Regions from separate parts of the Homo sapiens genome. Here region 2 is linked to region 1. A link is an interaction called in ENCODE POLR2A ChIA-PET data of the cell type or tissue named here. Cell type or tissue: GM12878. All regions are shown on one strand. Each heading gives the region's core, and the rest is flanking DNA. Links, peaks and the distances in the headings are about the cores only.

Evidence for each region. Peaks named below come from ENCODE experiments on the same cell type or tissue, not always from the same donor. Only the 100,000 strongest peaks of a DNase experiment are listed, where the experiment ranks them.
Region 2: POLR2A ChIA-PET joins it to region 1 with 6 read pairs; 2 of 35 experiments call an interaction of 5 or more read pairs at or near these places.

The regions. Positions count from the first base shown.
Region 1 is chr3:152,334,668-152,343,259 of GRCh38, forward strand. The region is part of intron 2 of MBNL1 (muscleblind like splicing regulator 1); the gene reads left to right. It also overlaps the pseudogene TMEM14EP. Among named protein-coding and RNA genes, the nearest start is that of MBNL1-AS1, 69 kb to the left of the region's middle. In GM12878, for the core only: no CTCF peak of the experiment used is centred there; no DNase peak of the experiment used is centred there; H3K4me3 peaks cover 477 bases; H3K27ac peaks cover 1,190 bases.
Region 2 is chr3:152,462,606-152,469,275 of GRCh38, forward strand. It overlaps MBNL1 (muscleblind like splicing regulator 1), which reads left to right. Exons shown (of 10, transcript NM_021038.5): 10 at 1-3,175. Among named protein-coding and RNA genes, the nearest start is that of MBNL1-AS1, 200 kb to the left of the region's middle. In GM12878, for the core only: a CTCF peak has its summit at 4,274; no DNase peak of the experiment used is centred there.

The DNA of each region.
Region 1 (8,592 bases), core at 271-5,270:
ATGACATTTATTTTATATGGTAACATTCTTTCTTTCATTAACAGGAAATTTTAGGGCAATTATTTGCTTATTGGGAATGAGAAGGATGAATGAAAATTTAAAAAGGATTCATCAAGTCTTCCTTATAATAAAGTAAACTTTTAAGAGCATGTTTTTCCATAGAATTAGAAACTTAGAATTTCATAGTAACAGTGTATTCATCACCTCGTTTGGGGAGCAGATTTTCAGTATGATCACAGGAAAACACCTGTTTTGACACTCTGAAAAAGGTGCAGACGTACGGGCAAACTCTCTGTAGGTGTAAATAAGAATGCTTTGGCTAGCATCCTGCAAGGAGATGGGTCTAAATGGTCTGCTCCAGCTTCTGCTGCTGCTGCTGCTGCTAATATTGCTGGGAAGGAAAAGTGGCTGACCTGGCATATCCATTACTCTTGGTGCTGCAGCAGTCACTCAGGAAATGTTGTTTAAGGGGAACCTTCTGGATCCTTTTCATGGCACCATGGCAAGAAGAAGCTGTATCTTATCTATGGAAGATAAAGCATGGAGTTGGCTAATGGATGCTGGTGAGTGAATAAGGCAATTGGGGAGCCAGTTTGCTAAGATACCATTTGGGTAGGCCTGCTCGCTCAAGGCCTGAGATGACATCCATGGGAAATGGCTTTTGGTATTCTGTACATTAGAAACTGTTTTAGAGAGGAACCGTGGTTTTCACATTGGTGATCTGATCTGTGATTCTGTATATGTTCCATAAAGTTCTCATTTATTCTCTGCTTCACTACTTGAAATACTAATATTGAAGTTTGTTCAGTACTTCAGTAGATGGAGCATAGTTTTCCATGTAACTTCTTAGTCACTAATCTCTACTCTTGTTTTTGACTTGCCCTACAGTGATTTTTAAAAATAACTCTGTGGTATATGAAAGCAGTTGTTCCTCCTTTCAATTCTAATTGAGCACCTTTTTTTTTTCACAACAGTAGATTATAGGATTTTAAATTATCTTCCCTTTTATGATTTACATCAGACACAAACATGTCAATAGTTTACTTTTGTCCAATTAAAAATTGGAAGAAATAAGAATTTTAAGTTAATCATAGAGATGTAGGTCAAATTTTCTTAGAATTATTATTCTGTGGTTAATAGGTATCCCATAAAAACGGTAAGAGCTATGTTTGGGAACTTACAGTGGCATAGTAAAGGTTCTGCCAAGTCATGGGGGAACAGACTTGTTTAACTTCAACTTTTAACAGATTCATTTGACCAACCCCCTCTCCTCAACTCTTCTTTTTTCATGAAGAGTGCCTTTCCACATGTGGCACTACCGGACAGTAAGTGTTTATTGAGCACCTACTATGTTGCTAGGCAAACTAGGTGCTGGAAATATAACTGTGAGCACATTCATCAAAAATTTTTCCCCTTGCGATGCTTAACAACAGTTATGAAAACCTTTGTTTAGATGATCTGATCTTATGTAAGATACTTTAATAACAACATAATTTTTATTCAAAAATGTAATCTGAAGAGCTTCATAAGTGAATAAACCTACAATTTCTGATTGACAATGTTTATTTACTTCTCTTCCACTTTTTTGGGGGTTTGTTTCATTTTTGTTGTTTAGATTGTTAAAAACTGGTTTTCACCAATGGGATTAAGAGCATAGGTGCAGAATACAAACTGCAATTGATTTTTAATTTTTTATTTAAAGTCAAATTATTACCTTTAAAAAAAGGTCAGCCTCCATTTGGATTCTGCCATAGAGGCTTACACAATCTTTCTGCATTCAAACCTATCACATTGACATGATTATATTTTTAAAAAATTAAGTTTAGTTTAAGTCAAAATCTAACCTTAGGCACTGTCTCTAAGATGAAAAAGTATTTTTAAAGGAAAATTTAGATTCCTCATTCTCTTATAAAATCCCAGTTCCCTCAAATTTAAAATACTAACTGCTTAGGCAGTACTTAACATGTCATAAGGTGGGAGTTACTTCATTTTATAACAATGTCTAACTCTTAGTGACTTATCAGACAGAAGTAAACCTTGCACAAGCTATTTGATAGCTTTTATTTCCTGTGTCACTTAGAATATATATTTTGCAGGTGAGGGGAGAAATCAATTTTCCCAACACAGGATAGTTTGAACCATTTGTCTCAAAGTAAAATAGACTACTGTTACTATTTTAGTTACCTTAGAACTAAATACCTTGGAATAGAAGAAATTAGATATCCGAAGTCAAGAATTACACACACATAACTGCTTTTAGGCAATAGCTTTTCTTCTTTACTAATTTCAAGTATAAAGTCCATGGTTAATTTGCTTCGAGTCTTGAAAAATTGAGAGTTCCTAAATGATTTTGACCATTTTCATTTTCATTTCATACATATTAGGAATTATTAAAGTCCTGTCAGAGTTTATACTGAACCTCTGACTTGATTTTATCCAGCTCATCAAAGCAAAATTGTCTTAGTAGCACTCTTTTGTAGCTGTTTAATATTTAATATTCAGTGGGCTCCTTAAGGTGAGTTCTTGAAGGCTTGTGAGTAGTTGAAGAGCTGTGAATGGTGGTTAACAAGCTATTATCATCTCCTTGAAAAGCATAACATGAAGCAGAGATTCAGGAAAATCTTAGACAGTGATTAGTCTATCTGACAGTGCATCAAAACTAAATTAGTTGGCCAAGCACGGTGGCTCACGCCTGTAATGCCAGTACTTTGAGAGGCCAAGGCAGGTGGGTCATTTGAGGTCAGGAGTTCGAGAACAGCCTGGCCAGCATGGTGAAGGCCTGTCTACTAAAAATACAAAAATTAGCTGGGTGTGGTTGTGCACGCCTGTAGTCCCAGCTACTTGGGAGGCTGAGCCAGGATAATTGCTCAAACCCGGGAGGTGGAGGTTGCAGTGAGCCAAGATTGCGCCACTACAATCCAGCCTTCCAGCCTGGGCAACAGAGTGAGATTCCATCTCAAAAAAAAAAAAAAAGGAAAAGAAACACCAACTAACTAAATTAGTTATATTTTCTGTCCTTCCTCTTCTTTATCCTTTTTCTTTTTCCATCTTTTGTTCTTCTCATCTCTGCACTGCTTATCTACTTGCTTCTTCTTTGTATTCTTCTCTTATCTCATTGAATTTCTTCCGTCTGCCTCATCTGATCATAACAGAAAGTGATAAGTTTGATAAAATGTATATTGTACTTACTAAAAACAATTTTAATTATTTATCAATTTAAAAATCAGTTGTTTAACCTTCTCTCTGTCTTTCCGTTTTCTCATCTAATTCCCAATAATGTTGCCTTTTAATTTCTGCTGCCTTGCGGATCAGCACCCTGGGATTTTTTTTTTGTATTTGTAAATTAAATATTGCGATGACAAGATATAATAATTTTATGTCACTTATTAGATTTTTAACCATAAATGCCGTAGGCATGCTATAATATGTATTCCTTACTTTTCTTTCTAGAACTAAATCTCCATACCCACTTCATCCGTGTTTTTGGCTTATGTATGGGATGCTAGAATGGCCTATCTCCATGTATTTTGTTGCATTTCTCCATTGCTTCTTGTGTTCTGGCGGGAATCTTGGTGATTCTTTTCAAGCACTACCTGAGCTCTGTGCCAATTGTTCCTCTTCTCCCAGGGTGTTGTGCTGCGTGGTCATGTCTCCACTTCCTTAGCCCTGTCCATTGACAGAACCTTGGGTTCTGTGATGGCTGCCTCTAAACCCTTGTGAAAGCGGGGAATATTCCTCCCCCTGCTGCTACAGTTGAGCACCGTGCTGGGTACCATGTTGCCCTCTACACTTGCTTTCAGTTGTTAAGGCTTCCCAAGCTTTGGCTGTGGCTCAGTGATCCTGCTGTCAAAACCCTGAAACTTTCCTAGCCTGGACACTCAGTGGTAGCAGCAGGTGTTGGGATTTCTCCAAGCCCCTAAGACTCTGGGAGGAAGAGAATGGCTGTTTGACATAGACCTCAGGAGTTTTCAAAGCACCAAGAAACCTCTCCAGAAGATATGTAAAGGTAAGATTCTGATTTCTCTAGGAAGCCGTTCTAGAAGCTAAAAACAAAACCCTGTAGCTATGGATTTAATATAAGTTAGTAGTTAAAGAATGTCCTTGGGAAACTCTGTGTTTGATCAAACCAAAATATGAGTCTTAGGGAACTATTTATTAAAAACTCTTATAGGAATTTTGTGTGAGATTCACATTAGTTTTATTTATATTAAATTTGGCATGGAACAGATTTTTAAATATTCAATTTTTTTTATTCGGACTCTGTGAAGCACTTTTTCACAATCTGCATTGTATATCTAGTAAGAGAAATCTTGTTGAGAATTAAAATGGTTAAAGATAAAATAGAAATTATTTTTTCAAATACCGATGTTTTATTTGCCTCTGTGTTAATATTTAAAACCAAAAACATTTAATGAATATATCTTCAAATTCTTCAAGCTGAAATTCTTAAATCCATAATTAATTCAAAAGGAATTAGAAGAGCAGTTCAAATCTTAGTTGGTAGTGCTAGGGATGCATTACTGTCCTTTGTCAAAAGTTACTGCTTAGTATTCTAACTATGGTGATTTCTTGCTTTATTTTTAGATTTTAAAGGGAAAAAAATTAAAATAAAAAAACTTTTTGGGAAAAAAATTCACTACATATGGATATAAATAACCTGAATGGAGGATACTTGTGGAGAGGTGGTAAGGGTGTGTGTGTGTATGATGGGTAGGGGAGAGAGATCAGCAGCATCTTAAGTTAACAATACAAAACACCTCTTCAGTGTTATGAGTTTGTGACAGCTGTTATTCAGTGCCCCCTTCCTTTTCTTTTTTTTCCCCCGCCTCTATTTTCAGGCAGTAATCTGTGAAGTGATATTAAGACACCTCTTCTAATATGAGATCATTGTTGGCCTTACTGTCAGTTTAGGTCTTCTTTTTTTCGCCCATTTGTTTTCTTTTCAATATTAACTTAATTCCTTAAATGGTTTCCCCTTGTTGAAATTAACGCTATTAGCTTACTACCACATTGGAGCCCTTTAATTTCAATGGCCAAAAATGCAACTTAATTTTTAAAAATGAAGGAAAATGTTTACTCATAGCTGAACAAAATGAAAAATATTGATCTTTGACAGTGTTTATTAAGGATGCTTTTTATTTTTAGTAAACTTTATTTTTATTGATATTTCATTTAACATAATTTCAGAGTAGCTCTGTGCTGTAAGATGAGCAAAAGAACAGATACCCTAAATCTCAAAGAGCTTTTTCTTTCGTGTTTTTCTTCTGAGTAGGGCATGAGGTTTCAGATTCCCCAGTGTTGACATCTATTATTTTCTACCTTGAGATTTTACCTATAGACACAGAAAGAGGAGATAAAAAGGCCAGGCATGGTTGCTCATCCCTGTAATCTCAGCAATTTGGGACGTCAAGACCAGAGGATTGCCTGAGGCTGTAAGACCAGCCTGGGCAATATAGCAAGACATTGTCTCTTCAAAGATAAAGAAACGAACAACAACAACAGTAAAAAACTGGGCATGGTAGCAGGCACCTGTAGTCCTAGTTACTCAGGAGACTGAGGCAGAAGTATTGCTTGAGCCCAGGAGGTCGAGGCTGCAGGCATCACTGCACCCCAGCCTGGGCAATAGAGTGAGACCTTGTCTCAAAAAGAAAAAGGGGAGATAATATCAACATGCAAAAACTGAACAATAGTAATCTCTTGTGGTGTATACTTGCCACCTCTGTAAGATTGTAATGACAATGACTGAGTTTTTTCCTGCCAAGTTCAGTTCCATTTTTTTTTTAAGTAAAATATCAGACTATGTGAATTTATAGACTTATTTCTCAGAGTATATTAAAAATAGTGGAAGTTGGGAGATTTTTAATTCTTCATGAGTCCAAGCTGAGACATAGCTACAACTGACAGGATCTGTTCACCATACATACTTCCAAGTTTGGAAACTATCAGCAGGCACCTGCAACTAAACCCACAAGCGTAAATGTTCCAGAGTGTTAGAATCTTATTCGCATAATACCTAGCAAGATCCCAGATGTAAACGGGAGAACTCAAATGTTCCTTTGGATTCCGTGATGGCTGAGAAGCATCCAGGCCTGCTAACTCACTGAAGAAGAATCCAGCAGAAGGGGACTGGACAGAACCTACTTTTGCATAACCACTGATCCCACCTAAAGCAGCCAGTGCTGCATAGACAAAGCCAAGCCAGTATAAAGGCACCTGTGGGCCAGGGTCCATCTGCATTGTTCTCTTCTAATTCTCTCCAGACAGGAGACTGCAGCAGGCCTGCACCTATACCACTTTCCTGAAGGTCTGGGTAAATTGATGAGGGGACACAAACTGTACGATGCTTATTTTTTAAAATGAAAAGATGTTTAACAAAGCATTTTATTCATATATGAAAACATTCAAGTTTATTCCCTCTAGACTTCAAAGTATAACTAAATGAAATGTTTTGAAGTGCATTAAAATGGGTAATTCTTTCATATATAAAAACAGAAAAGTGAAATTTTCATGCTTTTATTAACACTTATAGTGAGTTTATAATTTTTTAAAATGTGTGGCACAGTCTCAAGCTAGTGGTTAGCATTATTTGCAAGTTTGTCTATAGAGTGCATTTTGTCTTTTCTATTTCTAGAACTCTTAAATTCCCTTGGGACAAGAAATGAAACAAATATAAGAATGTAAATTATGAATTCTCTTTCTTGGAAGTTTAATTTTAAAAAATAGTTTAAGTACTTTTAGAGTGGGAATTTAGAACACTTAATTCACAAACAGTATGAAGTACTTAATCACTGAAAGTATTAGAAGTGAGTGTTAATTCTCAAAATAAGGTCTCAATCGCAGTCATAATTTCTATAAGAATTTCTGCCATCACTCTGTTCATAAGACTAGTACTGCTCAATTCCCATTGTTTCCTCTCTCCCTTCTGTTCTGTTCTGTTTTTGGAGAGCATGGGAGCTGTCCATACCGGTAGGCAATGAGGAGAATGTTTATAATTGAGATTGAGTAATGTCAAATATAAGCCTTTTATGATACGATTATTTCCTTTGTTGTAATAAATTTCTCAGCCTCATTAGGCATATCCATGTAGAAAATAAATTTAAAAATAAAGTGTGTACAGAGCAGCTAAAAGAGGTGGCAAATATAGGGATGAGCCCAGATAGTGACATTTTTGGTACTTTAAGGGACTGTTTCACTTCAAAAACAAAATATTCCTGTTTATTATTTTTAGGTGGAAATAAAAGCTCACTGAATCAGAATTATTCAAAATTAAAATGGTGTCTTTAGTTAATGGTAGTAATGTATGGATTACCTTTTACCTTCAGTCCCATTACAATGATTATTTTATTTATTTTTCACAAAAACACCTTGAGGTGTAGTTAGCATTATTTCACCTATACAAGTGAGGAAACTGATACCAAGAGAAACTTGGCCTCACAGCTGGACACAGGATTCAAACTCAGGAAGTGTGGCTCCAGAGTCCATCCATCCTTAGAGGTCCTTGTTAGTTGTAAATCTGGCAGTGAGTGCCAGTTCTCAAATCAGTCCTAACCCTTTTCATAGCCTGGTACCAGCAAGGGGATTCTGTCTGCACCTCCTTCCAACTCAATTTTGGGTTGCCATTCACTTGCTGGCTATTTGACCTATCCTCTCTCAGCAATAATCCCACCCTGTCTAAAATATGAATAATATTGTCTCCTTCTCAGGGTTTTTATGAAGATTTAATTTTACGAGACAGAGTATGCCAAGCACTTAGCACAATGGCTAGCATATAGAAAATAGCCAATAAATTATTGATGTTATTATGTAATGTTTCCAGGGTCACACAACTAGAAAAAGATTGAGTCAGAATTCAGGCCCAACTCTGTCTTACTGGGAAACTAAACAAAACACACACACACACACACACACACACACACACACTTTCCACAAACAACAGGACCTACAAAGCAAAACTCGTGCTCTTTCTGGATTATAACACTACCTCTCAACTCTAACCATAACTTTTAGATGAGTAAATAAGGATGTCATGTATGTGCTGAAGGGATAAGTAGCATAGTTTAGTGGCTTAGGGCAAACTTTCAAATTGAGGTTTCCATTGTGTGACAGCAGGCAAGTTAACCCCTCTGAGGTTCGTTAACTACACATATTAAACTAAAAACAGTATCAGTTGTATTGCATTATCATGGATAATAAATTTTAATACAATTAAAGAGCTCCAATAAATGTTGGCTTTTAGTAATTGATATAGATATAAATGTTTCTTTAAAAATATATTCACAAAATTGGGATGCATAGTTAGTGAAATCATAAACATGTAAAGTCTTAGAGATGGATATAATCTTAGTAGATGATCTTCCATTTTTGAACAGTCTGTATGCTTTCTCTGTCAAATCCATTTAACCTCTCTGAAAGGTCAGTGGAGAAAGGGGAAGAAGGCATCAGAGATCAGGACTGACCCAAATATGGGGTGGTTGTACCTCCAGAGATGTGGGCAAATTTTCTCAGTCTTGGCTTGATGTCAGTGACTAGCATTGGAAAACCAGATGGTGGAAATAACCCCTGTTAAGCAGATGATGGGATTATCAATCTTGT
Region 2 (6,670 bases), core at 1,671-6,670, 130 kb after region 1:
TATTCCTGTCTAAAAGAACAACATTGTCTTTCTTTTCTAGCACAGAGTTATGCATTCAAAGATGCATACCTAGTTAGTTTCCTATATATTCATGCCATCTTGAAAAGACAGACTATGGTGTAACCATGATTCTATTATGTATTGGTACGTCTGTAGACCAAGATATAATTTTTTAAAAATAAGTTTATTTCTTTCAAGGTTTACAAATAACAAAGGTGCACCTTGTATTTAAAATTGCCATTATAGATGAGAGCGTGCATGCACAGTCATTTTTGTTTAAGAGTAATATTTTTAATGTAATAGATTGTAAGACGTGGTGAGGGAGGGATCTGACAGAGATGAATGTGCCAAGCAAAACCACAACTGTGTATATTTTAAAGCACATCATGGCTTTAAGTACCATGTTGTTAAGGATTCTCATGAAGTGCCATAGACTGTACATCAAATTAGAGTATTATTTCTTCAGTGTTATTGTTTTCAGAGCCACATTTTGTTGCATATTTGCTAGTACTAATCAGTCAAAGGGCACCATTCTTTTTTTTTTTTTTTGAAACCAAAGCTGTCTCAGAAATGGCCAATTTAACTTTACAGTAACAATAGACAGCACAACACAAACTCTCTCAATACAGATAAACTCACACATACTGGAGATATATATATAATAGATATATATAAAATTATTTTAATGCATTGTAGTGTAATATTTATGCATACTATACTGTATAACATGTTATTCAAAAGGGATTGCCATTTCTGAGACACAGTAACAAAAAAATGAGGAAATTATTTTGCTTCTATTTATAGCCTCTGTCAAAAGTCAAAAGACTATAAATGCTTTGCAAAAATGGTTTCACGTTTGCTTAAATGCTTCATCACAGTCACATTCAAAATAGTGACTCTAAACAAAGAAGAAAGCAGCACTGTCATCAGATGCATGATAAACCAAAATATGAAAATGGGAAATGTTTAATTAACCTAGTAATTGGGTGGGTTAAGTACATGGGTGAATTTTATATGTGATTTTTGTTTTGTTTTGTTTTGTTCAGATTAACTGCTTATAGCCTTAGAAAGCCTTTTACAAAATTAAAAAAAAAATAGATGTGCATTCAGTTTTTAAGAATGGAATCATCCAAAGGAATTCCTTTTTTTGAGGTTTGGATGTTGCAGCTAGTAAAGGATATTTTTGCTCTGTTCAGCAGTTCTAAAAATTGCTGAAGTAGGGGCCAGGTCACTGGTAGTTATAGTATGGAATGGGAGAAGTGAAAGTTCAGTTATAGAACTTTCCATACTTCCAAGTTTACTGCAAGTTTTTATGCTTGAGAGAGATGCTTTCTAATATAAGACTGATGTGTTGATTTTACTGATTGTACTGTACATCTATTAAAGCCTTAGATTATTACATTACGGGTTGGAACCCATACCAATGTAATTTCAATCGTGTTAAGAAAGTAATGGTGACTTCACATGTTATTGTAGTTAGTTACATTATAGAATATTACTTATTTTTCTTGTTAAAATGTAGTTTTTCATTTCCTACATTTATTAGATTTTCATTTTCTATTAACAATTGAATACCATTTCAGTTTATAGACTTGTTTTATTAGATTTTACCAATGAATTTTTCAAAATACAAAAAAAAGTAGTTTTTCCTTCATAACATACTCAGTTTTGAATTACATGTAGTGTCACATGAATATTCGTATTGTTAACTAAATGATTTATATTTTACTGATTTAATATTACAGTGTAAGAATGTCAGTCATTGTTAGTTCTTGTCTAGTTTTCATTAAAAGAACAAAGATCTTTTATATGGATATCTTATAAATATATAATCATTGCTAAGTAAGAAGTTAAGTTGTTGCTATCGCAACAATCCTGGCAGACAATTGAGTAATATTTTGATGATTTATTTTGTTTGTAATTAGTTATTATAAGAAGATCTAGATCCTAGATATTAGAATAAAATTTATTTTCTACTGTATCCATTTCAAATGTTAAAATATTGTTTAATATTTTTGAAATCCCTGAGTATCAGGCCTTGTTATAAATAAGCTGCATAATCAATAAATAGAACAAGGGACTTTTTGTTGATAATCCAAATACTCAAAGTTTACGTAATGAAAATTATAGCGTGTGTGCAAACTCTTGAGGGTTGATTATGCTGCAATTTAGCATGTTGGAACGTCTAGGGAGAAGGTTGACTTTTTGCACTTCTGTATATAGTCAAAAGAGAGAAACCTGTATAATAGTAAGATCTTATTTTGAATAAAAACGTCTATAATTACAAGGAGTTTTGTTAAGGCTAATACAATGACAGACTGAGCAAAATTGCTTGCAAAAGTGGCACAGAGTTAGCACTCCATACCCCTTCAAACATGTTGCTTTGCTTTCTTGTGGACAGCTTGTAGTTTGCCAGGATTTTTTCAGCTGGAAAGATACGCCATCCTTTCAAACCCTCATGACTGACAAAAACTCCATGGGGCCAAATCTGCCTGAAGATCATTACCAAAAATAGCAGGTACTTCTACCATTAAGGTGAAATCATGGATCAGATATTCCTTACATTTTTCAAAACTACTGCATGTTTAAAACTTCAACAAAAAAAGAGAGAAAGAACTATACTAAGAACATATATTATTCAGATCAGTTTCTGCCAATTTCAGTGGTTTATTGTTCACAAAAAAATCTTCAAAACAAGTATTGACTTTCACAAAATTTAAATCATAAACAGGCAAACCAAACAGCACACTGTAGCTATAGTTGTTATGTGATTGTTTTTTAATTGCTGTAGGATCCTGTTCTTTCAGCAGGTGAAAAATAAAACGCAGTTCAAATTTCATGGTTTTAATTTTCAACTCAGAAGCACTCAAAAATGCAAAATGTGATAATGGGCACTTGTTTAAAAGAATTAGTGTATCCAGCCTTCACTCCAGCTGGTTAAAAATGTTGCACTTATCAGCAACCCTACCACTTTCATCTGCTGAAAGGACAAATGTGCTTGGTTTTACTATTATGTAATCACAACTTACTTTCTGCTTGTAGTTGCTTAAAATTATGTATTTTGTCTTGGGCTGCAATTTGTTTTATGCTTATTTTATTATTACTGCAGTAGTTGACTTTGCTGTATGGAAAAATAAAGTGAAATTGCCCTAATAAAACTTCTCTTTCTTAAGTATATTCGTGTATCTGAGATTGAATACTAAATTATTTTTGCGTGTTTCATGTATTCATGCATATGTATCTATCTTTACAAACATATTGATGTATAAATTTGTTACCTGGTTTTAACTGATTGCAACTGCGAGGAAGGCATTTGTTGTCTTTCTCACTAATTATCCTTTGACACTGAGAGGGAGAATCTAAATCAGCATATATTGCCCTCCTGTGCCCAATGTTTTCTGAAATTCTTGCCTTCCCCTGTCTGACACTTTAAGCGCTGATTGAAATAGTTTTAAGTGTCAGGGCAAAAAACGGTAAGAAAAAAATTATTATACATTATAGATCACTATCTATCTTTTATTAAAGAAATCTTATTTGCCTGACTGCTGCGTCAGCTGATTAGGACTGGAAATCAGGCAATCCAAGAGAGGTGATGGCACTGTATTCAGAGGGATGAAAGAAATTATGCATATGATCTATGAGGCAGGCCATGATATTACTCCTGAGGGGTGTGTGTGTGTGTGTGTGTGTGAATGTCTTAAACGGTGGGTTAAAAACTTTGTTGAAGTGGGGCCTGGCATCACATATAAGCTTTGCAGTTTCTACAGATAGCCAGTGAATGCCAAAGTTTCAACATGAAGAACGTGCACATTGTATCATTTAGTTCTACTTTATGCTGACTGCCACTTGGTATTTGGTCAAGAGTTACAAATGCTCATTTGTAGGTTGATGCCTTTTTTTCTAAAATTTATTGTGATAAAAATAGGTGCATTATTCATAATCAATACAGTTCTGTTACTGGTTGAGTTCTAAAGGACAATTCTGTTATTTTCAGTAGGTCCAACTGTTCTGGGTGCCACTTGTCAAAAAGAATGGCTGCCCTGAAGATGATTGTCTAAAGCAGGAGTTCACAGCCTTTTTTGAGTAATATCAAGACATCTGGCTCTTTCCAGTTAGTGATATTTTGGAAATCTTTTCATTGAAAAAATGCATAACTAAAAGTCCTTGTAACTTTTGCAATACTTTAAATGAAACTGTATTTTGTTAATCACAACAGCATATACATGCATCTGAAAAATTATTTTCAGAAGAGTTATTATTACAACGCCCACTAGGAGTCCTCAGCTCACAGAATGGGACTCTGTTAGAAGTCATTCGTTTTTCATTTGGAGAACAAAATCGTTTGCTAGAGCTATTACTTCATCACATACCCTTGGTACTCATGGAATTTAAACTTTGAAATGATACTAAAGGTCAGTGATGTAGCAATCTATTATTTCACTGAGACATACTTTTGAATGCCTGTATGAATGCTTTCATACAGGAAGTAGTCACTAAAGCACTGGGGAGACATTGCAGTGGTCGAGGAACGGCTCAAAAATCAGAACACCTGGAATCACGTCGCAGCTCCCTGACCTTGGCAAATTACTTCTCTGACTCAGTTTCCACTTTAATAAAATAAGTACGAGAATATAAATACTGCACCATTATTGAGTGGTTTCCAGACTTTGCTGCAAACTGGAATTGTCGGGGGGATTTTTTTTTTTTTTTTTTTTTTTTTTTTTTTTGAGACAGTCTTGCTCTGTGGCCCCGGCTGGAGTGCAGTGGCGCGATCTTGGCTCACTCCAAGTTCCGCCTCCCAGGTTCACGCCATTCTCCCGCCTCAGCCTCCCGAGTAGCTGGGACTACAGGCGCCTGCCACCACGCCCGGCTAATTTTTTGTATTTTTAGTAGAGATGGGGTTTCGATACTTTTAAAATAAAACTCAATAAAAGTATCGATACTTTTAAAAGATCCCCCAGATAACTGGTTCCTACCTGCACACATTCTGGTTTAATGACTATGGAGGAAAGAACTGGGTTAATATATAAAAAGAGCTTAGAAAGTTGCTTGGTTTATAGCAAGTAATTGATACATGTTAACTATGATTGCTATTTTATCAATTTTAAAAATCACTCCACTTATTCTTCAACTTTTTATCCTGATTCTTCGATTACACATCCCTTTCAAAGTAGCCAGGTACACACACTCTCTCATTTATATTATCTGTAATTTTATCTTTCATGTTTAGCAATGAAACTATCTTGTAATTTACCACCACCACAAGACCTGCTGTTACTTCATTTATACTATTTCAAAAACAGAATCAAGTACATTTTTATTAACTCTGAAAATTTTGTATAATTCTTATTTCAATTTGATATGGTCAATCTGAAAATTTTGTATAGTTCTTACTTCAATTTGATATGGTCACAGACAACACCTAGCCCATTTAGACCCAATATGAAAGTAACCATTTAGGCATATCTAAGCTTAACTCTTTGAATCCCCCTTCAAATATTTTAACTGTGTTCAAGATCAAGTAATAGAATGAATGCATTATGAAAATGATACCATTAAATAATGTATTTTAAATATTTTTATTGTATTTATCAAAATAATACTTCTAGTAACATTTCAGTGACACTAGTATATTTCCATAACATGTTTCATCATAGGTTTATTTTGAATGCTTAAATTAGTACTATTTCAACTTAAACATATTAGAATCTGGTTATATACTGTACAGGATGCTAGGCTCTGAGATACAAGGATCAATGGCAAGAACCTTACAGTGTAATGACTAAAACAAAATATGTAGAGTATGTAATTCCATCTGTATAGACACTCATCTAGTATTTCCCTCCTCCCTCACTAGTCCGAATCTCTTTATACCACAAAATAATTTAGAATAAAATTAAATAAAAACTACATTCTCTTCTGGAATACAATGATACAACTCCCCTACTTACTGTCTAACTCACTTTATCCTTAAAAATTAACTTGAATATTGAAAAAATATTTTTGAATAAACATGTTCATTGCAGCATTTTTATAATGGCAAAATCCTGGTCTCAATACTTAGGAAATGTTTCAATACTTAGGAAATAAGTAAAGTATCATACAGTGTTATATATTTATAAAGCATTTTTTCAAAAATGAGTTAATCACATAGGAAAGTAATTTTAGTGGTAAGATAATAGGAGACTTTAATTGGCTTTTCAGAGATTTCTAGTTTAGTAAATATTCATTGTTTTTTAAATTTATTTTTTTTAAAATCTGAATTATTTACTTTTTTCTTAGACCATTTCCCTATTTAGTTGAGTCAGTTTGTCATCTTCAGAATCTTAAAATGTCCTACAAAACTTCCACTTTACCTATCACTGTTAGTTGAGAAATTATAGAAGACATCTTGCCAAATCAGTAAAATATGTATGCTGTTTTAGTAAAATATGTGTTGTTTTAGTGAAAAATAGCAAAAGGATATGAATAAAACTCCTTTTAACTTTTTTTTAAATTGTTCTTTTTTTTTTGAGACAGGGTCTTCCTCTATTGTCCAGGCTGGAGTGCGGTGGCATAAACATGGCTAATTGCAGTCTCAACCTTCTGGGCTTAAGCAATCCTCCCAGCTCAGCCTCCCAAGTAGCTGGGACTACAGGCATGCACCACTACACCCAGAGAATTTTTTAAT